3 separate regions of the Mus musculus genome follow, and regions 2 and 3 are each linked to region 1. A link is a loop called in an ENCODE intact Hi-C map of the cell type or tissue named here. Cell type or tissue: gastrocnemius. All regions are shown on one strand. Links, peaks and the distances in the headings refer to the core of each region. The heading gives the core; the rest is flanking DNA.

Region 1 (9,850 bases), core at 1,049-9,048:
GACTTTCCTCAAGTGAACTCTGTTTTGGGATAAAAGCAAGGGACATGTTGATGTTCCAATGACCAGTGTGGGTGGAGGGATGTGTATGGAGATGTGACTGGATCAGACATGGGGTCACAAGGGGTTGAACTTCCAGATTCAGTTCTCATCCTTGGCTGGTGGTCAACTCTGTGCCCTTAGGGTGTTTTGGGGATGTCACATCACCTGGAATCTAACTGGCCAAGCATGTGGAATAGATGCAAACAGACTTCAGGATCTGCTTCCTGCGGTGTCTGTCAGTCAAGATGTATGTTCAGTCCCCCCCATCTACCAGCCAGGTCCTCAGCTGGTTCGCCTGGCCCTCACCTGGCTTCATAGTGCTCATGACAGTTCTGCAGCTCCTGAGCACTGCTTCGTAGATGGCCTTCTGGTCCTCTGTGAACTTGCCGTTGGCTGGGAAGGAGCAGGTGATGTCAGAAGCAAAGCAGTAGTACTCGCCACCCATGTCGAACAGGCTGTGGGGACAGGGCACTGTGAGGCAGGTGGGCAGATGTTCAGAGGTGCCAACCCACACACCCCCTTCACTCTTCCTGCTGGGGCCTGGCTGGAGCAGGGAGCTGAGGTCACCTCATCAGATGTGACTGATGGTGGCACATCACTTTAATCCCAGCATCCAGGAGGCAAAGCAGGGGAGGATCCCTGAGTTCACGGCCAGCCTAGTCTGCAGAGCAAGTTCTAGGCACGGGGTGGGGGAAACAACTTTAAGCTCTGCCTGGGCTACAGAGTAAGTTTGAAGCTAGCCTGGAAATTTTGTGAGACCCTCCCCCACAATCTCAGAAAAAAGTAGAAAAAGCACGGGAGATATTGCTTAGTAGTCTGTGCTAGCCAGCCTAGCAGACATGAGATCCTAGGTTCAGCCTCCAGATCCACAGAAGGAAAGAAAGATGGGAAGAGGAGAGTGAGGGAAAGCGCGAGGGAGGGCTGGCTCAGCCCAGGGAAAGCTAAGGAAGAAGCCTGGCCTTGGCAGCCGTCGTCGTGGGGACTCACAGAAGGATGCCTAGGTCTCCAGATTCCCACATGCCAGCTGCCTCCCATATGAACCATCTAGAGCCTCTCTCAAGCTGGGACCTTGCCTGTGCCCAGGATACATTTGCCATATTTGTCAGTGGGTTGAGCTGCACTAGCTTGGGAGGAACCAGCAAGTGGTTGGTGCCTCTGCTCTGCTCTACTGCCTGGTATCATCCTCCCCCTGCTCAGATAGGACACGTGTCTCACCAGTGCCCAGGAGAGGGCCACAGAGGAAGCATCAGAGTAGCCCCTAGTTAGCAATGCTTTCCTGGGGCCTGGATGGAGGGTGCTGGCACATGATCCTCAGGTGGGTGGCTGTGCAGGCTGAGATGGCAAAGAGGTCTTGCAGGAGAGGAAGCAGAGGCCCAGAGGCCCAGAGCCAGTGGAGGTTGGATAATGGTGGGAAACAGCCAGGACTGCTGGGTCAGGAGAATGGAGGTATCACTCTGGACACTGTGTGATGGCTCCTGGTACAGCAGAGCCCATCTAACAGGTCATGGGGCTCAACATTGTGGATAGAGAATCCTACCCTGTGCAGTATCTAGGATAGAGCAAAAGGAGGCATGTAGGTCCAGGCCTGGCTTTCAATACATGGGCCAGTCTCACATGGCAAGGGTCACCTCAGAATGCCAGAGTGACTAAGGCAAAAGGATGTATACACAAGGTGCCCCTTCCCAACCCATCCCCCTTTAGCACTCACAGGCAGGTCATGACATTAATCCCAATGAAGCTGGCTGAGGGTCCATGGCCCAGTCTTCCTGCATCAGTGGAGGCCAGCTCTGCTCAGTGTGCCTGTGCTGGTGGGGTAGTGGTGGGCATATTCAGCTGCAGCCACACACATGCTGGCCAGTCTGAGCCCAGGGCATATCTGGCTTCCTTTATGAGAGCCTCTCACCCAAATCCCACTCTAATGGTAACCACAAACATTCCAGAAGCTGCCTGTGCGCTAGTATTGAGAGACAGAGCAAGGGAGTGGGGTGGGTCCTTTGTCCTGCATGTAGAGCCTGGATTCCAGCCACACGGCTTGCCGGACAGCACTGGCTATTGCATGGCAGCTGATTTTAAAGAAAAAACCCTAATGCCCAATATGCTTGGATGCCATACTAGAATCCAAAGTCCTCAATGAAGCACTTCTTAATCTCCTGACTCTTCTGGTTGCAAAACACCATAAACGGGGTCAACAGTACGGAAGGCAAAGCATAGATAATATCTCGGGTGATTCCTGGGGAGCCACCCTCCACCACTCCCCAGCATACTGGGAACTTTGACTGGGTCAAAGTCTGGGGGGGGGGGGGCGACCCTGTGTAGTGTAGATTCAAGGCACCTGGGCCTCACTTCAGGAGGACCCACCCAACTTAGTTACAAGAGGGCCAGGAAACATGAGGCACTGGAGACACACCCAGGCATCTCCTCCCTGGGGTGTACTGTGACCCTCAGGGCCAGAAGCTGCCTGCAGGTTTACTCCTGTGCAGGTGTGCTCAGTCTCAGACCTAGCAAAGCCCTCAGCTGAGGAAGGTGAACATCTTGGTTACCTTGTGTTGACTCGGCCAGCCAACCTTTGGGACCTTATTTCCCCATCTTTGGCATGGGACTGTGTCTCTTGCAAGCTGCAGGTACGTTAGGGCTCTTGGGCAGAGCAGGCTGCAGTGAGATGCATGGGGTCCCAGTCTTGTGTTGCTGGAGGAAACAACACTTGTATGTGGGCTTTTTGGAAGACAATGCTTCATGGTTTGATGGATTCAGAGCATCTGAAAATAAACTGCCTGGACAGACAAGACAGGACAGGCACGTGGGGACACTCATTCCTGGGAGGTGCCACATAAAGGGTGACCTGCAATTGCCCCTGGGAAGAAGAGTCTACTGGTGCTGGTCTAAAGGGAAAACAGAAATGAGCTATTTTTAAAAACCAGGAAGCTCACAAGATGACACGAAATGCTAGAGTCATCTAGAATGTGACAGACAAGATTCTCTGGGGCACGGCAGACTTAACTGAGCTCTCTAAACCGTCCCTAGAACAGAGGTAAGATGGCGACGGGCGCCTGATGTTTTCAGCCGCCGGCCGGGCTTTCGGGAGAAGGAAGTGCACACCCAGCCAGCCAGCTCCGTCCTGCCCGGCGACGCTCGGGCACGGGCTTGAGTCTATTTTTGTGTTCTCAGTTCCCCATATTTTCTGCCTTTTTTTTCCTGTTGTTGTTTATTGTTTTTAAATCCCCCCTCAGTGCTTTTCCATGCATAAGTGATTCCAATTCAAGCCATTTGGAATCCAGGGAAGAAAGCCATCACTTTTATAAATCACCTCCCTCCAGTGTTCTGTCTGTTGCGCCTACCCTTTCCATGCAGTACTATGATAGAGAATTCGGTCACTCTTGGCTCAATCGAGAATGCAAGATCTCCCCTTCCTGACTGTGTAGGGACACCCACCAGGGACACCTCCATCACTAGCCGAGTGGGTCTGTGTGATAATCTGAGACATCTGGGAGATGACATGTCTTCAAGCAATGTGCTGGCGTCTCTTCCCCACATGTGTTCCTATGGCTATGGTTCTGGCCGGGATGAACGTTCTGTCTTATGCTGGCTCTTCATGGGGCAGCTCCAGGCCTGGGCTACCTGCCACCACTGGCCCACCCAGACCCTATCCAGGTCCTGCTTAACTCCCTTAGGCCCTGTGCAGGGACCAGCCAGCTCACAGGCAGCAGGGCTCCAAGGGAAACTCGGCAATGTTTATACAAGGGCCACTTTGTACTCGGCTTGTAGCTTCATTTTAATCTTAGTATGCAGCACGCACTCAGCTGCTTCTCACCCAAGACTGACATCTTACATGCACGTGTGTTAAGCATGCTTGCTTTGTGCAGACTTCTCAGTCTGCATCCCAGGCTGGAGGGAGAGAGGTGGGGTTCTAAACAGCAGAAAATACTCATCTACCCAGTCCTCAGCAGGAGATAGAAAGGAAGGCAGCCAGTCACTTTGTCTCTGCAGCAGTGTATGTGCCCCAGGCTGGCCACAGTGGGCACAGGTCTTTCTGGTTCACAGGTCGGCTGCCCACCTCAAGCTCCCCTCCAGGCCTCTGTGCATGCCAGCCCTCAGGGATGGCTGCTGGTGGTGGTGGGTGGCAGCAATGGCAGCAGCAGCAGAGCCATCCCTCAAATGCTCCCCTTGGTTACAGATAGACCCATGGGGGGAACCTCTTCCTATAGAGCCCCTGCGCCAGGTGCTCCTCAGAGACCAGGTAGGCAGGGATGATCCCCCATGCCAGCAGCATGTCCCTATCCCCAAACCCCCAGTGTAGACTCTGATGAGAACAGTCCAATGCTGGGGTCCCCCTATGTTTGCAGAGAACTAGCACTGCCCTCTAAGAGCTGTCACAGAGATGCAGAGCACTGGTGCCAGGCCAAGACCCACGGAGAGCACCATACTGTGGCCTGGATCAAAGGCAGGCACTCAGCTGCTGCCTGCCTCAGCCCTGTGGGCCTAGGGTTGGGCACCAGGGCAGTAGCTGTAGTGGGTGGGGGAGGGGAAGGAGGAGGCTAGCAGTCATTATCACGCAGACAGCACATGCTTCATTTCACTTTTTGGGTGACCAGTGTCTTGTGATGTCTGTGAGCACTGTCTAGACTAGCACTTTTTAACCATGGGTTGTGACGTCAATGGAGTGGGTGAGGCCACAAAACAGTGACAAACTAAACAGAAGGGACAGAAAGCAGGTGGGAAGGGCTTCTGCTTATGGTAAGGAGGCATATCTACAATATGAGCTCTAGTTTGAAGGCTAACGGTTTTCTGGGATGGGATACTAAAGGCCTTGGCCAACTCATCCAGACAGACAGGGCCTTGTGTTTGCAGAACTCTCTCACCCAAAGGCTGGCTTATTTTCCCCCTAGGAAAAGCTTTGGGAGGGGCCCCCTAGTGGTCACCAAGCATCCCTTTGGAAATAACAAGGCTGGGAAGGGGATAGGAGTTAAGGCTGGCAGCAGGCAGCTAGCCCTGGATGACATTCTCTAAAGTCTACTGGAATACTAGGCACAGAGAAGATGAACCTTGGATTCTCCTCCTCTACCACCACCACCACCACCACCACCACCACCACCACCACCACCACCACCACCACCACCACCACCACCACCACCACCACCACCACCACCACCACCACCACCCCTTTGCTCCCAGCCCTCTGCAGCAGGGGAAGAACCCGGGCACAGATTCACTCTGCCCAGGACCACAATTGGCAGTCTAACCCACAACTAGAACAGGCACAATCATTTTATCCAATGCAGGGCTCAAGAGATGCAGGGTCTTGCTAAAGCCCTTGGTATCTGCAGCCCAGGGCTGAGAATTGGCTCACCTGTGATGGCAATAGCAAGTCAGCCAGGACGACACCCTGGCTCCAGCTGTGACCCAGATGGAGTGACAGCGGTACAGTTCTGGGGGCCCTTAAGTACTGACTATCCTGGGATGAAACTACCCTCATTTCTCTGGGTTTTGATGACCTCTAGACATGGCCGTTACCACAACAGGGAGACTGAGGAGGCCGGAGGCCACAGCAGGGATGGGTAGGGAGGAGGCACTGGCAAACTGCTCAGTGCAGAGCTAGGATAGGCCTGTTCCTAGGTGGACTGCAGGCCCACCCCACACACCCCAGGTTAGCACAACAAAGCACAACCCAGAAAACCTGGCTGTGTCCTGAAGCTACACTGCCCTCTTCTGGCCAGTGCTGGAACGCCCTGTACACCTCAGCCAGGCCTGGAGCACATGTACTCTAATGGGTTTGGAGACAGGGCATAGCACCTCTTATAGGGTGGCAAGCTGCTGAGGAGACATGCCCCACCTGCTTCTCAAATCAGAGCCCCCACTGAGGAGATATCGTCTGCTGTTTGGGGTGAGCTTGCATAGGAGTCAGGAGAAGCAGGTGGGAGAGCCTTGCACAGGAGTGACTCAACCTGGGATGCCCTGCTTCCTGGTGGGTTTAGGCACAGTTGGTATTTTTCCTGCTGGCCAAGGTGAGGCCTTTGTCTGTGGGCTTAAATGCCTACAGTCTGAGGTGGCTGTGGGAGGGCTCAGAGGGGATCTGGGGACGACTCCTTACCCAGAGCCAGTGGGCCATGGCTCCTTCCCTGCTTCTCTAAGCCAGATGTGTTCACACCCACTTGCCTGGAGCTAGATGCAATGTGGAGCATCTTCTGTGGCCTCCCACTCAGGAAGGGCCTCCTGTGATCTTGTCAACACCATCATTATATGAACAAGCTGGAAGCACCAACCAACAAGACTGCCACACTTGGCAAGCTGGGTCATCAAAGCCCTGCCTGCTTGCCTTGAAAAAGAAAACAAAATGCAGTCGATGCTTCATGCAGGGGGTGACCTGACCAGTGGGTTCAGGGGGAACTCCAGGGACACAGCTGGAAGGTGCTCTGGGAGCCAACAGGAAAACTCTGAGAGGTTTAACAGCAGCCACAGGCCATGTACAGGACCCCTGGCTCTGACTGAGCTGACGAGAGGCTCAGACTCTGAAGCCACACACATTCCCATGCCTTCCCTAGATCTACATAGCAGCTGGGCATGGGATCTGGCCCAGAGAAACAGGAAGAGACCTGGGAGCTACTGGCTGGGATGTGGGATGGCCTGAAGCTCTTGGCTGACAAACTTGATCTGCAGCACAGACCAGCCTGAGCAACAGCTAGACCTCACGCGTGATGACTGTGGCCCACAGCTAAGTGGCCTTATCTGACTCTTAGTTCCACCTAAGGTTTACATGAGCACAGTGGTGCATGCCTGTAATCCGAGCACTTGGGAGGCCATGGCGGGGCAGAGGGGGTCCTGGTATAAATTAAGGCCAGCCTGGGCTACAGTGTGAGACTCTAGTTAAACTGTTAAAAAAAAAAAATTGTCCAAATAAGGTAGGCCTGATTTGTGTTGTGCCCTGGCCCAGGGCTGGAAAATGTACTTCAGAGACACGGAGAGCAGGAAGACGTCCAGCCTTCTTGGCTTTGCAGTTCTGCCTCAGCTTTCATGACTCTGAGCCCTTGGAGCCAGGTGATCTAGGAGCCCCCCCCCCCCCCAGACAGATAGAGAACCTGAGGTGGGAGGGAGGAGCCTCTTGGCTCCTGGTGCACTTCTGTGGGTATATCCTGAGAAGCGTGGGTGCACTCACTCCTGGACTGAAAGAGATTGAAGGGGCTGCCACTTAGCACCTCCCCCTCACAGCTCTGAACCAGTTCTGACTTCCCAAAGAGCTCCACTACTGTTAACATAGCTTGCCTGTCAAAAGCTAGGTAGAACCCAGAGTCCATCCCTGTGCTTGGTGCCTAGAACACATGCTCTGTCCCAGGGGGCACTCAACTTTGGGACAGCCTCCAGTTTATACATATATTCTGGTCCCCTACCTTATGATGAAGTATCGTGGCTTTATGTTAGGATAACAGTGTGATTTATTATTTACCAAACGCGCTAGGTGCTTGGCAGATCAATTTCAATAAAACAATGGATTATAAATGCCGCCAGCAATCTGGCAGTAGCAGTAATCAACAAAACATGTTCTAAATGCTGCATAATAAATTGACTATAATAAACTCATAATGATTCCACTGGCTACATTTCAAAGTTAGCACTAGAAAAACAAAATCACCAATTTGAGTTTGGCATGAACGTCCCTGGGTTTCCTCAGATCACTCCTGTCCACAGCTGTATCAGGAGGCGCAGGTGCCACATGCTGCCCTTGAGGGCTGAGGTCACAGCAGCTGGGCCATGTAGAGGCCCACAGTATGTAGGCCCTGGCTGGCCCCTGCCCATCTCTGGGATTCCCAGAGGAATTCCCAGAAATGCAGATAGGGCTGGCCTTCTTACAGGGCAAGAATCCCCTTTTGGACACATAAAGTAGAAAGTGGAGTAGCTGCTTCCTCTGGGGTGTGCTGAACTCAGGAAGAGTCAAATTCATGGCCAAGGTGGGCTCCAACTAGAGCTCCCGGGGTGGGGGGGGGGGGGAGGCAGGGACCTCAGCCTCTGCCCAGGACTGGGTTCTAGCATCTTGTCCTCTGGTCCTAGCCACACAGGCCAGAGCCAGAGAGCATCAGAAAAACTCTTGGAAAAGCAGTGAGAATTTGTGGTACAGGCCAAAATGTCAGCTCCTTAGAGACAGAGGCAGGAGGATTGAAACTTCAAGTCCTGCCTAGAAGACTTATTAAGACTGTCCCAAAATAACAAGTGAGAAGAGGGCTGGCAGTAGGTATGGCTCAACACTAGAGTATTTGCCAAACGTGCTTAAGGCCCCAGGCACCAGGGGGTGCCATGAGGCCTGGGTGAGGTGGAGGAGGTCAGAGAGGGGAAGCTTGGGGCAATCACAGAGCCTGAAAAGACCGGGTGGCCTTGTCAATGCTGAGTCAAATCTGAGGCAGCCAACCCTGTCCCCAATCCCTATGACCACACATGCGCCCAGCACCCTGCTGTGTCTCAGCCACCCCAGCCCCAGCCAGCACCCAGTTGAGCCTGCCACCTGGAGGCAGCTCACACAGCTCTCAGGCCTAAACACAGGCCTACTCCTAGGCTCCGTGCAGACATCTGCTTTTGTGGACTTGTGCTGCTAGGCAAGCCAGGGAGACATACACTGAGGTCCTGTTGTAGTCATGGAGAGGATGGGGTGGCAACGACTGGCAGTCCTCAAAGCTGGTGTCTAGGGTTCTTCAGGTCTCTCTTCCTGGCTCCCATTTGGCTTATTGGCTTGGGACCCAGGAAGAGGTCTTTATCAGTCTGCTTCTCATATACCCTTTCTGCCACTATCATGGGAAGTCCTGACGTTTGTATGTTATCTCCACTCATAGATACGTCAACTAAGGCAAAGAGAGACGAAGTTTTCCTTACAGGAAACTGGGCTTGAACGAGAATATCTTGCTTGTGGGCAGACTGGCCAGTCATGTGCCAGCATGGACCCTGGGATTGAGTACTTATCTCTCTCCTATTTGGTAGTCACTACTCAAAGCATGGATTCTATCTCTGCAGCTTATTAGCTGTCTGTCCGTGCACTGTGCTCTCCCCCTAGGTAGACATGGGCTCCCATGACCTGCAGCAGGGCCAAAGCCACGCAGTGAACAGCTATCACAGGAAGCCAAGGCTGGGAGATGAGTGTAGCAAGTGGCTGAGAAGGAAACTGATGGTTCAGCATCCCCAGCCAACCCAAGAGTAGGCTGTGCCACTGCTAAGGAGCCCAAACTACATCTAAGAACCAGCTAGGCAGGGTGGTTTATGCCTGTAATCCCAGGACCTGGAGGTAGAGGCAGGAGGATTGCTACTTTCTTAGCCAGCTCTAGCTAGACCTTCTATCAATAAAATAAAACAAAACATAAACAGACGTTTAAGAACCAGGCAGGACAGGAGCCCTTCTGGTCAGCTGATGTTCACAGCACATCTGATGGCTAAGGCAAGAGGTTGTATGGCTTGTGAGCAAGCTCCAGACTTCAAGGGCCTTAGCAGCCCGGCGTGGCTTAGCAGCCCGGCATGGCTGGACCCAGTTCTAGTCACTGTCTGGTGGGGATTATGGAGTGACCATTAGGAACAGCTCTATCAGTGAGTAGGGATCCCTCCAAACCCAAGGATGGCAGTCCAGTATGCTCTGCCCACATCTGCCCTGTGTGGCCTTGTGCGGAAGTGAGAGTATGGCAGAGCCGAAGCAATGGCTGCATGTGGTGAGGAGCGTGGTGGTCAAGGATAACAGGTTTTAGGGTGGGGAACTTACTGGTTGGAAAGCATAGCTTGGAAGAAGCCAGGGGACAGTAAAAAAGAGCCCCTCCACCCCCTTCACAACTCCACAGGAAACTACTGCAAA
Region 2 (9,850 bases), core at 1,107-9,106, 350 kb after region 1:
AGCGGGTCCCTTCTGGTGAAGGGATCTGTCATCGCTGGCAGCGGGAGAGGACCCCACGCGCCAAAGAGAAATGAGCTCTGGAAGCTTATGCTGAAGGCAGAGAGGGTGGGATGAGGAGGTAGGCGTGGGTGAGGATAGAATAGGCTCAGGATGAAGGGACACCTGGCAGGGGGCTTCGCCTCCAAGCCAGGCACCCATCACTACCCCACTTCTGCATGGAGCTTCCCCCAGTCTCTTTGGAAGAGACCAGAAGGCTTGTGTGCACACTTCCCATGTGTATATGTGTGTGTGCTCACATACACACAGACTTGTGAATACCCAGGAAGGTGTGTCCTTCATCCCAAAAGGGCATCACTTGTACCCAATTCAAGACTACAAGAAGAAAGTGACAGCATCCCCAAGGTCTGCCTCTGCTTCCATCTGTGAAGGTTTGGATTCAAAATGCCTCCCACAGGCTCATGTTATAACCACTGGGTCCATAGCTTTGTATGTTTTGAAGCCTGTGGCTTTCAGGAGGGCCCTGGCAGGAGAAATGGGTCACTAGGGCAGACCTTTGAGTTTATATCCATTTCTGGTTCTGCTCCTAGTCCACCACTGTGGGAGGAGTCTATATGATGCTCCTGTTACCATGACTACCACATGCCTCCCCTATAATGGTGGGCTGAAATCTCTGAGACTATGCACCAAGATAAAGTCTTCCTCTCTCAAATTGTTTCTGTCAAGTATTCAAGCCACAGCAATGAGAAAGTGCCTAATGCATTACCTCACTTGGGAGTTGAAGAAGGTTCCAGAAGCTTTGTGTGGTAGACCACATCTATGGCCTTAGCAGAGAGCCAGAAGCTGGGCGATTGCCAATGTGAGGCCAGCTTCGTATAAAAATAAGACTCTGGAGCCTCAGGAACTAGCTTAATGAGCTCAATGTTTGTTGGTGCAAGTGTAAGGACTTTCTGCTCACAAGTATCTAAGTAAAAAACTCCAGACCTGGCAGTGCTGGGGATATAGGATCCCATGTGCTCACTGTCAGCCAGTATAGCTGAAGGGATAAATGAGAGCCCCACCCCACCCCCAGTGAATAAGGTGGCCAGCAATAGAGGAAGATTTGTCAACCTTGGGTCCCCACCCACATAGGCACACATACAAACACATAGGCACACACACACACACACACACACACACACACACACACGCATGCATGCACAAACATAGACCTGAAAAAAATAAGGTAGAGAATGGTTAGGGAAAACACCACATGCATGCTCATACCCACACACATGCACACATGTGCTTGCATGCACACCACATGCAGATATACATAAATATATACACATAGACCTGAAACAAAATTAGGTAGAGGGTAGTTAAGGGAAACACCACATGCATGCTCACTCATACACACAGACACGTGCAGATACACATAAATGCACACATGTAGACCTGAAAAAAAATTAGGTAGAAGACAGTTAAGGAAACACTACATGTATGCTCACACACAAGTGTATTCACTATACATGCATGCACTCACACGGTGACAGTTCCAGGAAACACTTGGCCTCTAGGCTCTCCCTCCCAGAAGCCTTTGTTGGTTTCCTTGCTTGAAGGTGATGTGGGGCACAGCCTCAGATTGGGCACCAAGAGAGTAACACTGAAGTCAAGAAACTGGATCACTCAGAGAAATCCACTGTATGGGTCAGTGACAACCTGGATATCCCCTCACCAGCTTAATATGGCCATTGGCCTCAGCTCAGTTCACAGGGGGAGTGTTGGCCCGCCAGAACCACCCCTTCCCTTCTCAGCCAGGAATTGGTCAGGTGTGGCTGGGCACAGTGCCCCAACATGCTGCCCATCACTTTGGCTCTCTGTTTGTGTGAGGGACAACTGTTTTTCTAATTGTGACTGGCTTTCAGCAAAGTTTCAGAGTGTGATTGTCCACTCTAGGACCCAGGAACAGAGTCCCTGACATCTCAGTGGACAGGTAAAATCAGAAGTAGATGATCTCTCAACAGAATATTGGCCTTTTCAACCAACTTCCAATCAGCACACCAAGTGATTGAAGCCCTCTTTGTCTGCCCTCTTTGGTGGGCAGAGGGAAACATTCTAGAACTTGGCCAACATAATGATTTGGGTATAAAGTGTCCCTCCTAAAGGCTTGTTATGGCTTGAATGTGGAATGTCCTTCACAGGCACAGGTGTTCAAACACTTGGCCACCATCTGGAGAATGCTGAGGGATCTTTAGGGCACATAGCCTAAATGGCGAATATAGGACTACAGGGCCTGGCTAGAGAGCTATACCCAGTCTTGATTTGGGCCTAAGATCTCTGGTTTCTTTTCCTTTTCCTTCTTTCTTTTTCTAAAAAGATTTATCTATTTTTTATTTATATGAGTACACTGTAGCTGTCTCCAGACACACAGCAGATGAGAGCATCAGACCCCATTATAGATGGTTATGAGTCACCACATGGTTAGTGGGAATTGAACTCCGGACCTCTGGAAGAGCAGTCAGTGCTCTTAATCGCTGAGCCATCTCTCCAGCCCAGATCTCTGGTTTCTTATTGACTGAGATATAATAAACCATTTTCCAACCAGAGAGAGGCAGAAGCCAAGCCATCCTGCCTCACGCACCATGGAACTGTGAGACAAAAGTCAATCCTTCTTCTATATGGCTTCTGTCTTAGATTTTTGTCTCAACAACAATACAAGTATCGGTACAAGGTTTGTGTGTTAGAGGCTTGGTCCCCTGCTTTTGGCCCTATCTAGCAAATTCTGAAAACTTTAAAGGGTGAGATCTAGCTTAAAGAAGAGGGTCACTGGAGATAGCATCTGCTTTGAAAGCATCTGCTCCCAGGCCCTGTCCCATCTTGCTTTCTTTTGTTTTTGTTTTTGTTTTTGTTTTTGTTTTCTGAAACAGGGTTTCTCTGTGTAGCCTTGGCTGTCCTGGAACTCACTCTGTAGACCAGGCTGGCCTCGAACTCAGAGATCCGCCTGCCTCTGCCTCCCAAGTGCAGGGATTAAAGGCATGTGCCACCACGTCCGGCCCCATCTTGCTTTCTTTTTTTTTTTTTTTTTTTTTTTTTGGTTTTCCGAGACAGGGTTTCTCTGTGTAGCCCTGGTTGTCCTGGAACTCACTCTGTAGACCAGGCTGGTCTCGAACTCGGAAATCCGCCTGCCTCTGCCTCCCAAGTGCTGGGATTAAAGGCGTGCGCCACCACGCCCGGCCCCATCTTGCTTTCTTAGTTTTCTGGTCAGCTGTGAAGTAAACGACTTCTCCTACCGCATGCTTCAACCACCATGATGTTCTCTGTCCAAGCACCTGAGGCCAGGCAACCATGGACGGATCCCTCTAAAACTGTGACCCTAAACAAATCTTTCCTCTTTTTTTTTTTAACAAAAGATTTATTTATTTTAATTTTCTGTGTATGGGTGTTAGCTGCATGTATGTCTATATGTGTAAAATGCCCACAGAGGCTAGAAGAGGGCACTGGTGTCTCTGGAACTGGAGTTATTAGTTGTCATGTTGTGCTGAGAATTGAACCAGGTCCTCTGGGAGAGCAGCAAGTCTTTCCAGCCCCCAGTATTATTATGCCTGCAGGCCAGAAGAGGGCACCAGATCTCATTATAGATAGTTTTGAGCTTGAACTCAGGACCTCTGGAAAAGCAGCCAGTGCTTTTAACCACAGAGCCATCTCTCCAGCCCAGTATTTCTTCTTTTAATTGATGTATATCAGACATTTTGTCATAGCAACCAGAAAAGTAATGAACCCAGCCAACAGCATACAGATCTCTCTGCGTCCGTCTTCCCCAAATCACCAATCAGCACTTGCCCATCCCTTGGCTCTGCTAGCACTTTTAGGGAACACCAGGGTGAGCCAGAAATGGACATCGTCCCTGTGACAATACCAAGAAGGCCAAAGCTACGCCGTGAATATCCAGGCAGGAGAACCTCCCAGGGGTGAAGAAATGCCTTTCTTCCACGGGCCTGGTGTGTGCAAGTATTATCATATACAAGTATGGAGCAGGATGTGGTGACAGGCATGGAGAGAGGCTGGACAGGAGCTTTCAAGGGGTGCTTTGTGGGCTAATGACAGGGCCAGGTGGAGGTGGCCCCGGGGGGGGGGGGAAGGGGGGTCCTGACTATTGGGTTAGGCAGGTATGTGGTACTTCCGTGCTTCTATTGTTTAACAAACGCTTCTCTCTCCTCTGTTGCTTTCCAGGTATAAAGTTCAGCATCAGGCCCCAGCAACCCCAGCATGTAAGTTCCAAGAATCCCATAAATCACAGATGCGAGGGGGGTGTGTTTGGAGAGGGTGAAAAGGACAATTCAGAGCTTATGGAGGATCCATTCATAGGAAGAAAAATGTGTTGGGTCCTTTTCAGGAGCCTTGGGAACAAAACCTGGGGCTTTGGCTTCATGAGTTTTCCTTCTCTGTTAGATGACTCCTTTGGACTGTACTAACAGACACAGTAAATCTGTGCCTGCTGCTTGCAGGCCACTAGCAGTGCCCCACCCCGTCCCACGATCGCGTCTAGCCAAGGTTCCTGGGGGGACTGCTCCACCTTGTGGTAGAAATTATATTTGCCGTTCAGGTCCCACATTTCTGCCATACTGTATGGACCCTAGCCACTTCTCTTCTTGTCCTAGGATAGCCACTTGAGGATATCCACAGAAAAGGGCACACGAGATTCACCCAGCGGGTCGCCAAGAGGCCTCCAGCTGCAAGCGCCTGACCAACCTCGACCTCACCCGAAGGCAGCGGGATCTCCTTTGCGCCTCCGGCAGCGCAGGCGGAGACTGCTCATCAAAAAGATGCCAGCCGCAGGGACTAACCAAGGCAACAACTCGTCCGAAACCTTTATCCAGCCGAGACCCCGCACCATGGACAGTCGTTGGGTCAGCCTGCACCAGACCCAACAGGAGCGCAAGCGTGTGATGCGAGAAGCCTGCGCTAAATACAGGGCCAGCAGCAGCCGCAGAGCTGTCACTCCCCGCCACGTCTCCCGCATCTTCGTGGAGGACCGCCACCGTGTACTGTACTGTGAAGTACCCAAGGCAGGCTGCTCCAACTGGAAGAGGGTGCTCATGGTGCTGGCAGGGTTAGCCTCATCCACGGCAGATATCCAACACAACACCGTCCACTATGGCAGCGCCCTTAAGCGCCTGGATACTTTTGACCGGCAGGGCATAGTGCACCGCCTCAGTACCTACACCAAGATGCTCTTTGTCCGGGAACCCTTTGAGCGGCTGGTCTCTGCTTTCCGAGACAAGTTTGAGCATCCTAACAGCTACTATCATCCTGTCTTTGGCAAGGCTATCCTGGCCCGGTACCGCGCCAACGCCTCGCGGGAGGCACTGCGGACTGGCTCCGGTGTGCAGTTCCCCGAGTTCGTCCAGTACCTGTTGGATGTCCACCGGCCCGTGGGCATGGACATCCACTGGGACCATGTTAGCCGGCTGTGCAGCCCCTGCCTCATCGACTATGACTTTGTGGGCAAGTTCGAGAGCATGGAAGACGATGCCAACTTCTTCCTGCGTCTCATCCATGCGCCCGGGAACCTGACTTTCCCGAGGTTCAAGGACAGGCACTCCGAGGAGGCGCGGACCACATCGAGAATCACCCATCAGTACTTCGCTCAGCTCTCCTCGCTGCAGCGACAGCGAACCTACGACTTCTACTACATGGATTACCTGATGTTCAACTACTCCAAACCTTTCTCGGACCTGTACTGAGGGCGGGGCCTGCTGGTCAGGGGCGGGGTCTGCCGGTCATGCCCACTCACCTGCGCATAGGCGGCCTCCGGGGACTGAGCTCTGAGGATGTGAGGCCTTGTGGCTGTGGCCCTAGGGTGGGCCACAGAGGCCCAGACAATGGACCTTGACCCTTGTCCCACACCCATTTCCTCATTGGGTTGGCTGAGTTTGAGACGGAGCACGACTCGGATGGATGCTTTAAGAACTCAGCTGAGCTATGCTGAGCTATGCTGTCCAGGGAAGCCTGAGACCCAGAAGAGGGCCCCAGCGTCGAGGGATGTCCTACATCCCCTTATCCTTTGCCTTGTACCAAACCACGTGGTTTGCTGCTTTTCTATGACCCAGGGTCATCTGAATAAAGCACATGGTTTTCAGAGCAGTGGTGTCTACTCCAGGCTGTGCTGTGAGCTCATAGGCACCCTGCCCTATGCCTTGGGGAGTCTTAGAAAAAAAATTTTTAATGTATTTTACTATTAATAATACGTGAATATGTGCACATGAGTGCAGGTGTCTGTGAAGGCTGTATGGGGTCAGATTCCCCCCCCCCCCCAAAGCTGGAGTGACAGGCAGCTGTCAACCTCCCTGTAGGAGCTGAACCGCTAGAGCAATCTGAGCTCTTAACCTTAACCGCTGAGCCTGCTTTTGTTTTGGTGAATCAGGATCTTGCTGTGTATTTCCAGCTTGTTTGTTTGAGTTCTTTCTCTTTCCAGACCACCTGTGGGCCCTGCTAAGTCCCTGAGAGAAAAGATAGGTCTGTCCCCACTTAGGGAGTGGAGTCCCTTGGGTCTCACCTTGCAGCAGGTTCTCTGAGGACAGCCAGAACAGGGGCAAGCTCCCTATCAGGTGCCCATTAGGGCTGCACCTGGGCTCTGTAAGGCACTGCACCTGGGGCTCTGCACCTGGGGCTCTGTAAGGCACTGAGCAGCATGGTCAGTTTCTGTAATTCTCACCGTGGGGAGCGACGTCATCCTCAGCTTCCTAGACGTCTATGGTGAGCTGGCTAAAGCTATAGCCAGCACATCCCTGACCCTGAGTGTGACCTCAGCCTTATCTACACACCTAATCAAACACCTCAAGGCTGACAGATTACCCACCCTTGAGGATCTGGCTTTGGGGGAGGGGAAGGCAGAGCTGTCTGTGAAACCTCTCCTTAAGTTGGGTGCCAGAACTGATTCTGAAATTGGCACAAGTCAGAGTGACAACGGAAAGGTCCCAGTGGGAGCTCTGTTGGTGCTTACAGTATGAGTGTGACTGGGGCTGTGTCTACAAGGAGAGGGAAGCACTTTGTATTAGGAGCAGATGTCCGTTTGCCTGTCTCTCCAGGATTGCTGAGAACCTCTGCCTGCCTTCTGGATCCGTCTGTGGGGCAGATATATCCAGGTCGTCCTGGGAGACCACTCCCAAAGCTGATGTTGGGTCTGTAAGGAGAGACAGCACCAGGTCCCCCAGGCAGTAGATGCTACTGGAATCCAGCTGGCCTCATACTGGCTACAGCTAATTCACCTCCATTTTGCCTTTACTGTAGTGGTCTCTGGAATCTTCCAGGATTGGAACAAGTGACTGAAGCTGCCTTCTGTCTTGGAGCCACATTCATCCAGGAGCCCTGAGCAAGGGTGAGGCTGCCCTCTGGTTCCAGCTGGAAGTGACCATCTGATAGGGAAGGACCCAGAGGGATGGGGAGGAGGATCAAGTCACAGCCAGAGGGGTTTAGGAGATTCATGGAAGGCAGATGTCCAGAGGCTCAGAAAGCCAAGAAGGTCACCCTGACTGGAGCCAGAACCAGCTCTAGGCAGACCCATGTGAGAGATGCTAGAGAAGCCTGGAAAGCTAGAAAGCTAACTGTGGCCCAGAAATAGCAGGCGCTAGCGAAACTGAATTCACAACGGAGAAAGTGTCTCTGGTTGTGGGTACATTTGGCAGAGCTTGGGGCAGAGTGTCTAGGAGCTTCTGCTCAGCCAAAGGACACCTAGAGGCCCATCTGGGCAGCCTGTACTGCCACTTGGTCTGCTGCAGCTCATTGCCCTGGGCTACTGCCAGAGAGGGGGTGGGGGGCAGTCAGGGAGGGGAAGAAAGGAAGTGGGGGAGAGAAAGGGAGAGCATGTGGGGATGGGCTAAAAATAAGAAACCCTCGCAAGGTCACTCTTCAGTGTCACCCAAGCAGGAGCTAAGCTGGACACACCTACATGCAATGTAGCCATTACCAGTTTTAAGGGAGGAGGGAACAAGACCCAAGACTCTGACAATTAGCACCACCTTAATGGTCCCCAGGATGGCCATCAACTGAAGGCCATAGGCCCAGCCCTGAGGCCCTGCCTCAAATTCATTGAGGTATATCCAGCCTCACAGCCTTGAGCTAGACTGTGGAACACAGGAAAGAATGTGCATGCAGGGATGTGTCTCTGTCTCTCTGTCTCTCTGTATGTCCTTCTATATGGACATAAATGACTGGATGATGGGTATACGTGTAGGTGGAACTATGGACAAGTCCTCTGTCCCCTTTCCTCTCTGGTAGCACCTTGTATTCATTACTCAGTCCTGTCCCAATTGCTCACCATTCTCCCTGAAAGCAGACCATCTGATCACTAGGAAGGGTCACTGGGGGAAAAAAAATCAAGGTTGGAGAATAGCTGTCCAGTCTCAGGCCCTCTCCTCAAGTGTGATCCATCCCCCAGGGCCCCACTAGGACACACATGTGGGTACACACACACACACACAGATTCCCCACCAGGCCTTTCTTTATCTTTGAATGGCTGACCTTCCCTCGATGTAGAAACCATTGTCAGGATAGAAACAACTGGTATCCAAAGTCCTGGGTCCCTCCCTCAAATACCCTGGGGAGGCATTCAAAATCCAGACAGGTTGACTCAAACCCTGTACCAAGCAGACAGGACAAGCCACTTCTCTTTCTCCAGTGTAGCATAATTGCCGCCAACGGGGACTTTATAGATGCAGAACCACTCATAACCAGCAGGTGGGGCCAAGTCCCTGCTCCTAAACAGAGGCCGGTGCATCCCTAACTGGGCCACCAGGTGGCAGCAACATTCCAGAGTGGGTGACGCTAGCCAGTGCAGAAAGAATTGCCTCTCCCTAAGATGAGATTTCAACCAACCTCCACAGAATCTCTGGGAAGACCCCAGACGCTACTTTCTAACCCACCAGTTCCAAAAGAACCTGCCCGAGTACCAAGCACCCCAGCACCTCAGCTTCTCTCATCCCTCAGATGGGTCCAAGAGCTGGGTTACCAACACCAAGCAAGGCAATGGTTTCCACTGTCCATCCGAGAGATACCAGGTATTCTCTGACCTCACTGGAAACGCACATGCACACGCGTGTACACACACATACACACCCGTGCTCACATTGCATACACACCTTCATGAGCATCACCTCTTCTGGTATTTTAAATAAATGGGAAAGCCCAGTAGGCCCCTCAAAAGTAGGTATTTTCTGTTGGGTCCTGTTCTCCTTCCAAGCAATGGTGTTCTCCAATGCCCACCCTATGTCTCTGTCTCTTCCTCCAAGACATCGCCAAAGCACAGTCCTTAGGCTAATCTATCAACAAAACATAAAATTAAAAGATTTAAGCGGGGTGGTGGTGGCACACGTCTTTAATCCCAGCACTTGGGAGGCAGAGGCAGGTAGATTTCTGAGTTCAAGGCCAGCCTGGTTACAAAGTGAGTTCCAGGACAGCCAGGGCTACACAGAGAATCCCTGTCTCAAAAAACAAAAATAAAATAAAATAAAATAAAATAAAATAAAAGATTTAAAAGGGCATAGGGGTGCACACCATGTAATCTCAACACTCAGAAGGTTGAGGCTTTGAGACTGTGATCCTGAGCTTCAGACAGCCAGCGCTGCATGGCACAATCCTCCCTCAAAAATAAACAAAACAGAGTCGCCCTCCAAGGCTTGCCTCAACCCTGCTCTGTCTTTCCCACCAAAATGCATCCCATGGCCCCACGGCCTCTCCTCCATCTCTTCTTTCTCTAAAAATATCCTCCCACCCCCACCCCCACTCCGACGCCCATCCCCATCCCCATCCCCCCACCCCCTACCCCCCTAAACAGGTTGGCACTGGTTCTTCAGCAGCCTCCAGTGTTCTGAGT
Region 3 (9,850 bases), core at 709-8,708, 240 kb before region 1:
GACTTTCCATCTTCTTACTGTCGTTTCCCCTTTGCTGAGGACACAGGCACACATGATTTTAATTGTGATGGCATTTATCTATTCTTGCTGTTGTCTTTTGGTGTCAGATCTAAGAAACCACCAAGGGAAGAGAGGGGATATTTACACTTTTGCTTTCCTCCGAGTCTTAGAGTTTCAATACTCAACATTTAAGCGCTTTTTAAAAAATATAATTTTAAAAAAGATCTTATTTATTTTATGTATATGAGTACACTGTAGCTGTCTTCAGACACACCAGAAGAGGGCATTGGATCCCATTACAGATGGTTGTGAACCACCATGTGGTTCCTGGGAATTGAACTCGGGACTTCTGGAAGAGCAGTCAGAGCTCCTAACCATTGAGCCATCTCTCCAGCCCAACAGCTTTTGATCCATTTTGACTTTGTTTCTATATGTGGTAGAAGTCTGTTTGTTTTTTTGTGTGTAAATAACTAAATTTCCCAGAAAATGTGCTTCAAAAGCTTATTCTCTCATCTTTGTATGTGTATGTCATGTATACTAGCATTCCTGGAGTGGGGATGTGTGCGTGAATAATTTTTGGGGAGCAGGTTCTCTTTCCACCTCGTGGGTCCTGGTGATGGGGGTCAGACGCACACTGGCTTCATCTCTGGCCTCACTCCCTACCTTGGTGTTTCTTGTTTGTTTGTTTACAACACAAAGTTTCTCTGTGTAGCCCTGGTTTTCCTGGAACTTACTCTGTGAACCAACCAGGCTGGCCTTGAACTCACAGAGATCTGCCTGCCTCTGCCTCCCAAATGCTAAATGCTGGGATTAAAGGCTTGAGCCCCCACAGTACGACCTACCCGGGTGTTTTTATTTGTTTGGTTTTGAGACAAGGTCACTCGCTGGGACCTGGGGCTCACTAGCTCACCAGGTAGGTTGGGTTGGGTGGCCGGCCAGCCCCAGGGGTTCGCTGTCTACCTCTTCAGTGCAGGGGTTCATTACAGGCAGATACCACTGGCACTTGCTGTGGGTTAGGGGAAGTCTGGAATTTAGAGGACAATTTAAGTTGGGGCTCTCCTTTACGATGTGGGTCCTAGGGACTGAACTCAGGTCACTAGTCTTGGCAGTAAACACCTTCACCAGTTGAGCCATCTTACCCACCCCTTCCACAGATTGGTGAATTTTCTTCTTGAATTTTCACAAAGGCTTTAAGAGCAGCTTGACTGCTCAGCCGTTAGGAACACACACTCTTACTCTGGGAGGACCTGGATCCGTTGCCCAGCATGCATGTTGGGTGGCCCACAACCACTTGTAACTCTGCATCCAGTGCCCTCTTCTGGCTGCCCAGTGCACTGACACAGCCACGGCACCCCCACCCCCAACAAATAAAACTTAAAAGCACATGTAAATAGACTGGGTGAGGTGCCACACGCCTTTAATCCCAGCACTCAGGAGGCAGTGGCGGGCAGAGCTCTGTGAATTCCAGGCCAGCCTGGTCTACATGGTATGTTCCAGGATGGCCAGGGCTTTGTAGAAAACTATCTCAAAAAACAAACAAACAAAAAACCCCAAACCAACCAACCAAACAAAAAACAAACAAACAAAAAAACAAACCAAAAGCACATAGAAAAAGATCAGCTTGTCACTTTCTACAATGATTTCATTACCATGGAATTTGATGAGGTAGTGTTGCCCTAGTGGGTCTCTGAGGACCTCTGTCTGCTGTTTCAGCACGATTCCATCCACCCATCTGTGATTATAGGATGCTGGTCTTTTTATGCATGTCTTCAATTTCTTTCAACAGTGTTTCATTTCCAAGGCATACAACTCCCTCCTACCCATCGTTTTTGTGCTGGGATGCTTTCCTTAATTTTTTTTTTCATGTCACATGTTTTTAAACACTGCTTGATTTTTGCACGATGTCCTTGCGCCCAGCGACACTGCTAAACTGGTTGTTGTATCCGTCCTTTTGTTTAGATCCCGTATAAGATTCTGATCGGGCATGACCACATCGTGAGTTCCTGCCACTTTTGTATGAATGACACAAGGTTCCTCAGTAGCTCCTACGACTGCTCCGTGAAGCTGTGGGTAGGTAGCCAGACGACGGTCTGCTAGCACTCAGATGCCGAGTACCGTTAGCCTCTTCTGCTGGAGAACTGTCCAGCACCGAGTTCTTATTTTCTGGGGTTTGCCAAGGCTTCTGGGCAAGTACAAGATAAAGGAGCCCACCCCAGTGTTGAGTCCTCAGAAAAAGCCTCGGAACAGCTAGCTAGCCTGTGGCTCTGGACACATTGGGGGCTCGGGCTTAAGACCACAATGCTGACAGCACCCAGCTTTGGGGAGGGGGTCCTGGTTGTTCCTGGTCTCTACTTGGGAGTCACTGAGCTATGTTATTATTATTATTTTTTTGGTTAAAATTTTATTTCCGATATATTTATTTATGCGTATGGGATTTTGCCTGCATACCGCATGTGTGCAGTTCCTACAGAGGCCACAAGGCGGCAGTAGACTTCTTCCTGGAACTGGAGTTAGAGATGGTTGTGAGCCATCTTGTGGGTGCTGGAAATTGAACCTAGGTCCTCTGGAAGAGCAGCTGGTGCTTTTAGCTGCTGAGCTGTCTCTCCAGTCCCAATCTTAATTTTTCATATTTTTTATTTTTGAGGCAAGGTTGGCTTTGAACTCACAATCCTCCTGCCTCAGCCTTCCACAAACAGGAATTACAGACCTGTGCCATCACACCCTTGGGCAGACTGTTAATTCTCTGGGTCTCCTTTGCATCTGGAAAACTCCGTTTTTATATACTGATCTTGTATCGTACAGTTCTGTTAAACTATTTTTGTCAATCCTGTTTTCATTTTATTTTTATTTGTGTGTGTGTGTGCTCGTGTGCGCTATGTCCATATAGGCTCTTGGAGGCCAGGGAGGGCATTGGGTCATCTGCAACTGGAGTTGCAGACAGTTGCGGGCCTGCCTAATGTGGGTGCTGGGAATTGAAGTCAGGACCCCTGGAAGAGCAGAAAATGCTCTTAACCACTGAGCCACCTCTCCAGTGTCCTGCTTTTTAGACGCCATATAAAATTCTTACTGAACTTAGGCATGACGTGAATTCCTGCCACTTCGGTGATATCCAGGCCTTGGGCATTCACAGAGGACAAATGGGGGCCAGGTCTGAGTTCTGCCCCAGAGAGATGGAGCAGGTCAGTGCCTGACTATGTAGTGGCAGAGAAACCAGGAACAGGGTGTGGTATTCAGGCCAGGCTGCCTCCTCTCTGCTTGTAGGATTTGGTGTTTGTGTCCAGCAGCCCCTGACAGGTGTCTATGGCAGGGCTGACAGAGAGGAGGGAGCAGGAATGGAGGGTGATGTTGGCCAGCAAGGACTTGGCTGAAGATGACCACGGCCTGGGGCCACATGGAGAGGATACTCAGTTCTGAGGCTTTCTGCTGCCTTCTGGTTTGGGTTGAGAAGCGGCAGGGTGGAAGATTGTCAAGGGTGCTTCAGGTCCTGGCATGGGTACTTGGACAGTGTAGAGCCCCTGACCCTACAAATGACCTCAGAGGAGGATCTTGTCATATGTTGGTGCCAAGGCACAGACCGATTAGGTCAGAGGGTTTGGGACTATCCCAGGTCAGCTCAGACCTTGTATTGGAGACCCAATGGCTGTGTGACTCTGGGTGGTTTATCCACCTCTTGAGGTCCCAGAGGACCAGCTGTGTGGTGGGGCTGCTCCAAGCTTTGCCTCGCCCACCTCCAACCCCCCCTGGATCTCCATACTTCCTTCTGCTGCTGCCCTGTGGACACCTGTGCACCCAGAGGCTAGGATCTCACTGCGGGAGTAGGGGGGGGGGCAAGGGGGCGGGGACTCACTTTCTCTGGGATCCATAAGGCCTTTTCCAGCCCTCAGTAGTCACCGGGGGTTCCCGAGCAAGGGGACAGGTAATTGTCACTGTGTGCTGTTCATCTGTTGACCCAACAGAAGTATTCATGGAACTTGTGCATGTCTGGGCTGAAAGGCTGTGTCTGCTTGTTTGTTTGTTTGTTTGTTTTTGCTTGTTTTGTTTTTCTGTTACACACACACACACACACACACACACACACACACACACACACACACACGTATACTGTACACTTAAAGAATTGGAACCATACAGAAATACTGAATCATAAATTTCACCTCCAACCCATTGTCACACTCCCCTGATTTTTCCTTCTGCCTCCTTCAAAATCTCCCTAGTACTCCCTCTGTTGGGGCTATAACTCAGGGCAGAAGACCCGTCTAATACACGCAAGGCCCTTCTAGGCACCAAACTCAATAGGAAAAGAGAGCAAAATTAAAAACTTCCTACAAACCTAATCAAAACCCTTCAAACTGACTTTTCAGGCATTGGCTTTTCCAAAGGCCAAGCTCGAAAACCTGCTCCGAGCCTCTGTCCTTGGTTGCTGTTCCTCATTTTGGCCACATGGGGGCACTATTGAATTTGCAATCGCTTCATTCTCTGCCCAGACTTGGAGGTTGTGTAGCTTACAGTCTCAAGCATGGGGGTGGGGGGGTGGGGTGGGGTGGGGGGGGCAGGTGGGGAGGGGGGTGTGGAGGTGGGGTTGGGAGGTTTGGGGGGGCGTTGTTTTCCGCTAAAGCAGTGGTTCTCAAGCTTCCTAATGCTTAAGACCCTTTACCACTGTTCCTCATGTTGTGGTGACCCATTGCTACTCCATAACTGTAATTTTGCTACCGTTATGAGTTGTGTTTTCCAATGATCTTAGGGTGGCCCCCATGAAAGGGTTGTTAGGACACCCCCCCTCCCAGGGCTCCCGACCCACAGGTTGAGAAACACTGCTCTAGAGGCACTGTGCCAAGCTAGAGAGACTGGATCCTAGTGGTCAGCATCAATCCTTCTTCCTGAGCCCAGGACACCAGCCCGAGGGTGCCCTGCCCTGTTGAATTCCATTTGGGGAACTCCCAGCTGCCCTTATCTTCCACTGAGCTTGGAAAAGGGCCTCCTGGGATTTCCTGAATGTGACTATATGCCCCAGGGGACAGGCGTTGGGAACTGGGTGTGTGGAACTTAGCATTCACAACAGGCCTGGGGCTACCATAAAGGCCACTGGTATGGCTTCAGTCTGGGAACCAGTCTGGTGAGTAGCCCTTTACCATCTTTGGAGATTGTCCCCCATGTAATAAAGGCAGATAATCACACCTTTACAGCCTGTGCAAACTGCCTTCCTGGAATTCAAGTGTGGGCCAGGCAGAGTGTCCATGGAATTGGTCTTGCTTTTTTAAGCTTCCAGGTCCTGGGCTCTGGTACACCTTTCTGGTAGACAACACTTTACGTGGATTGGTGTAGGCTATTGCTGTAAATGGTGAGCCCCAAGCTCTCCAAGAGAAGGTTGGGGAACACCTGGCTTCCTTTGGACTTTGCCCCCAGCACCTTATTATCCAGTTCTTGACTGTCCCTGTCGCCGTAGGGAACTTGAGTGCATGTGTGTTTTGCTTGCATGTTCATGTGTGCACCGTGTGCATGAATGCCTGGTGGCCGCAGAGGCCAGAAGAGGAAGTCAGATCTCCATGGAATCGGAGTCACAGACGGTTGTTATCTGCCATGCGGGTGCTAGAAACGGACCTGGGTCTTGTCTTCAATTATGTTTAAAAAAAAATTGCACTGTGTGTATGTGGAAGTCAGAGGACAACTTTCTGGAGTGGGTTCTCGTCTTCCCACCACGTAGGTCCCAGGGACTGAACCCAGGTCATTAGGCTTGATGGCGAGTGCCATTACCCACCGAGCTATTTCACTGGCCCATATACTTATATAAGGCTTTAACCACATATTTCTGCCAGAGGCACCCCTCAGAGTGCAATCACGGGGTCAAAGGGCATGGAATTAGAAGAAGTTCTTGAGGGCTATTGACAGATCGAAAGAAACCTCTTTGGCCAGTACAAAATGAACAAACAATCACGAGTCCCCTCCCAGTGTGCCCAGGACCCATCTGTGCCTGGGCCACTGTGAGGGGGATTTCCTGGCTGTGGAAGATGCAGTGTCCCTCCTGTTTGGGGATATTGGAAAGCCCGGAACTTTGCTGTAGGCAAGCTAGGAACTACTGCTGAGCAGCATTCATGACTTCCATACAGAAGCCTTGACCACTGTCTCTCCTCTCTCCCATTGATTGGAGGATGCTGAAGATGGAACTGTGATTTGGGACTTTGAGCCACGACCCAAAGCTCCTGTTTTAGAGTGCAGCATCACGGCTGACAACAGAAGGTGAGAAGGTGGTGTCTGGTCTGTGTAACACGGGTTGGGGAAAGTCAGAGTCAGCAGGCAAGCCTGTACACAGGCTTTTGTTTGCTTGTTTAAGAAAATATACAACCACATTCCCCTGTTTAGGCCTCAGTGTTTCCATGCACTTTGAGAATCAAGGAGTCTAACGATGTAACAGCATTCTGAACATTTAAATTGCTTAAAATAGAATGTTTACTGTAGTTAAGAGCATAGTCTGAATTTTCTTTTCTTCTTTCCTTCCTCCTCCTCCTCTCCTCCTCCTCTTTCTTCTTCTTCTTCTTCTTCTTCTTCTTCTTCTTCTTCTTCTTCTTCTTCTTCTTCTTCTTCTTCTTCTTCTTCTTCTTCTTCTTCTTCTTCTTCTTCTTTCTCCTCCTCCCCCTGGCTCTCCTTCCTACCCTCCTTCTCCCCACTCCCTCCTCTGACTCTAGTTTGAGACTGAGACTCAATCTATAGAGCAACCCAGTCTGAAACTCATAAAGCAGCCCAGCTTGCAGCCTCCAGCTTGCAGCAGTCTCAGCTCCTCCAGGGGCTGAGATGACATACGTGACAAGAAACCGCTTGAATTTTCCTCACAAAAATGGTCACACAAAGCCCGTGGTATGGCAGCTGCACCTGATCTCAGCTCACTATTGCCGGGAGAGGAAACGACCACGACCAAAAACAAGTTGGGGAGGAAAGGGTTTATTTGACTTACACTTCCACACCACTGTTCATCACCAAAGGCAGGAGCTCAAGCAGGGCAGGGACCTGGAGGCAGGAGCTGATGCAGAGGCCATGGAGGGGTGCTGCTTACTGGCTTGCTGCCCATAGCTTGCTCAGCCTGCTTTCTTATAGAACTCAGAACCTCCTTATGGAAGCATTTTCTCAACTAAGGTTCGTTCCCTCCTTTCAGTTAACTATGGCTGTGTCAAGCTGACATACCACCCCACCCCCCAAAAAAAGTTCACTGGAGAGATGGCTCAGCAGTTAAGACCTAAGTTCAATCCCCAGCACCTATCAGAGGTGTCTCACATCCTCCTGTAACTCCATCTCCGAGGGACTGAACTCACATACACATACCTATACACAGATACACACGTACACATAATTTAAAATGATAAAAGTAACTTTTAAAATGGATTCCTTGACACTGAGCAGAGACTCCCAAAGAACAATACAAGTTAAAGACAAGTGTGGTGTTCAGGCATCATGGGGACTGTGTGTGTGTGTATACGTATACATATACACACACACATATATATATATATAAATATATATATGGACATTTTTTTGCCATATGCTACATGAGTTAGCATTTTTGTCACTGGGACAAATCCTGAGACAAACAACTTCAGGGAAGAAAGACTTGTCCTGGCTGATGATTCTACAGGTCACACAACCTCTGAGCCATAGCAGAGCATGGTGTCACAGCAGGAGGGTGCAGGGTGGTAAGGGTGCTCGCTTCGAGGCAGCCTGGAAGCAGAGACACAGGAATACTCCAGGGACAAGATCTGACCATCAAAGACATGACCCCAGAGGTTACTCCCTGAACGTAACCCATCCCATGAGAGTTTCCACCACCGATCAACAATGCCATCCAAGTGTGAGTCCATCATTGGTTTAAGCATGAATAGACAGACCCCCAGCAAGCCCCCTCAGCCTCCCTACCAGCTGGAGACTAGGTCTCCAAAACACAGCAGGACATTCATGCACACATCTGAATATAAGAGAACATTTCAGAACACAGCAGGCTGAACAGGAATGTGATCCATCCATCTATCCTTCCATCTATCCTTCCATCTATCCTTCCATCTATCCTTCCATCTATCCTTCCATCTATCCTTCCATCTATCCTTCCATCTATCCTTCCATCTATCTATCTATCTATCTATCTATCTATCTATCTATCTATCTATCTATCTATCTATCTATCTTTCTATCCATTTATCTATCTTTTCTTTTCTTTTAAATATTTTACTTGTTACCTGGGCATGGTGGTGCATGCCTTTAATCCCAGCACTTGGGAGGCAGAGGCAGGTAGGTCTCTGTGAGTTTGAGACCAGCCTGGTCTACAGAGTGAGTCCAGAACAGAGAGAAACCCTGTTTCAAAAAACCAAAACCAAACACATTATCTATGTGTCTATATAGAAAAGAGTTTATGTTTTTGTTTTGCTTGTTTATATTTTATGTGTGCCAGTGTTTGTATATGTACCAGCCTGCATGTTTGTAAGGGAAGTACATGTGTGCACTGCCTGTGGAGGCCAGAAGGGAGTGTTGGAGTTATAGATGTTGTGAGCCTCCATGTGGGTGGTGGGAACTGAACCAGGGTCCTCGGGAAGAGTAACAAGTGCTCTTAACCACTGAGCCATCTCTTTAGCCCCTGAAATCAAATTTTATAACCTTAAATATAGAAGACTATCCCAGAGTGTCTGACAGAAGGATCGATCTTGGTTCTAAGTTATCAAAAGGAGAAAGACTCCTCGTAGGAACCGCAGGCCCTAGCGACGATGGTTAAGATGCAATGTGTGTTTGACTCTTTTGCAGGATAGTGGCGTCATCCTATGATAAAACGGTGAGGGCTTGGGACGTTGAGACAGGTCAGCTTCTGGTACGTATGCCCTGCCCCGGGAGGGTGTCAGGGGACAAGACCATGACAGCCTTGGTGGCTTTGGTGGCTTTGGGCTGGACCTGGGGTTGGGGACAATGATAGAAGCCCCAGGTCTTCCAGGAAGAGCACATTCTCACCTGCAGGGAGAACATATCGGTGGAAAGTAGGTGGTGGGCACGAGAGGCTTCCACTCCTGGCGGGCCAGGGGCTGCTCTCAGAACCACAGGGAGAGGCGGAGAGCAAGTTGGCCAGGCACCCCGGGTTCCCCAGAGAGCCACTTGGACTTGGGACTTGATGAGGCAGGAAGTGGGCTGAGGCCATAGAGCGAAGGCTATGAAGCCGATGAGCCAAAGCCTTTCCCAGTCTCTTGTCTCTGTGTCCCAACAGTACTGGGGTTTCTTCCTTCTGCAGTTCCTTAGCTCAGGGGCCCTCTGGCACCTCCTGTCCCAACCCTTGCTACCCCCACCTAACATCTTTGCTACTTTCTCTTAACCAATCCTTATCCCTTCCCTCTCCCCTTCTTTCCTTAAAAACAGCCTTTCTAGCAGGGTTGTGGTGGTGCACACAGTTAATCCCAGCACTCAGGAGGCAGAGGCAGGGGGATCTCTGTGAGTTGGAGGACAGCCTGGTCTACAGAGTGAGGCCCTATCTCCTAAAACAAAACAACAGTAACAAAAATGAGCACACATACACACACACAAATGAGCACACACCTTTCTAAGTTGGTGCAATGGTGTACACACCTATAATCTCAGTACTGGGAAGGCTAAAACAGGAGGAACCCATTTTTAAGACTAACCTGGGCTACACAGTGAGATCCTCTGAAGAGATGGCTCTGCAACTTAGAGCACTTGTTGCTTTTGCAGAGGATCCAGATTTGGTCCCCAGGACCCACACAGTGCCTCACAAGCTCCATTTCCAGGAGATCTGACTCCCTCTTCTGGCATCCACGGGTACTGCATGCACACAGTCCATATACATACAAGCAGGGAAAACAATCACAGCGTGTGT

Evidence for each region. Peaks named below come from ENCODE experiments on the same cell type or tissue, not always from the same donor. Only the 100,000 strongest peaks of a DNase experiment are listed, where the experiment ranks them.
Region 2: a loop joins it to region 1, with 2.2 times the contacts of the local background. A loop is called at or near these places in 11 of 42 quality-filtered maps.
Region 3: it touches region 1 in a loop (6-fold over the local background); 21 of 42 quality-filtered maps call a loop at or near these places.

What each region holds. Positions count from the first base shown.
Region 1 is chr7:35,021,987-35,031,836 of GRCm38, reverse strand. It overlaps Pepd (peptidase D), which reads right to left. Exons shown (of 15, transcript NM_008820.2): 12 at 346-494. It overlaps Gm35484 (a long non-coding RNA gene), which reads left to right and starts at 2,628. Exons shown (of 2, transcript XR_391248.1): 1 at 2,628-2,660. In gastrocnemius, for the core only: CTCF peaks have their summits at 4,950 (motif pointing left) and 5,745 (motif pointing left); DNase peaks (open chromatin) are centred at 4,397, 4,938 and 5,740; H3K27ac peaks cover 2,675 bases.
Region 2 is chr7:34,671,032-34,680,881 of GRCm38, reverse strand. It overlaps Chst8 (carbohydrate sulfotransferase 8), which reads left to right. Exons shown (of 4, transcript NM_175140.4): 3 at 4,210-4,247; 4 at 4,638-6,414. The coding sequence ends at 5,723. Among named protein-coding and RNA genes, the nearest start is that of Gm12781, 16 kb to the right of the region's middle. In gastrocnemius, for the core only: CTCF peaks have their summits at 3,607 (motif pointing right) and 4,573 (motif pointing left); DNase peaks (open chromatin) are centred at 5,341, 5,746, 7,752, 8,759 and 3 more places; H3K4me3 peaks cover 324 bases.
Region 3 is chr7:35,259,508-35,269,357 of GRCm38, reverse strand. Wdr88 (WD repeat domain 88) reads left to right here. Exons shown (of 11, transcript NM_001370886.1): 2 at 1,960-2,070; 3 at 6,146-6,234; 4 at 8,776-8,839. It also overlaps a transcript of Gpatch1 not described here. Among named protein-coding and RNA genes, the nearest start is that of Wdr88, 11 kb to the left of the region's middle. In gastrocnemius, for the core only: CTCF peaks have their summits at 1,321 (motif pointing left), 2,480 (motif pointing right) and 4,405 (motif pointing right); DNase peaks (open chromatin) are centred at 2,434, 3,395, 4,435 and 4,834.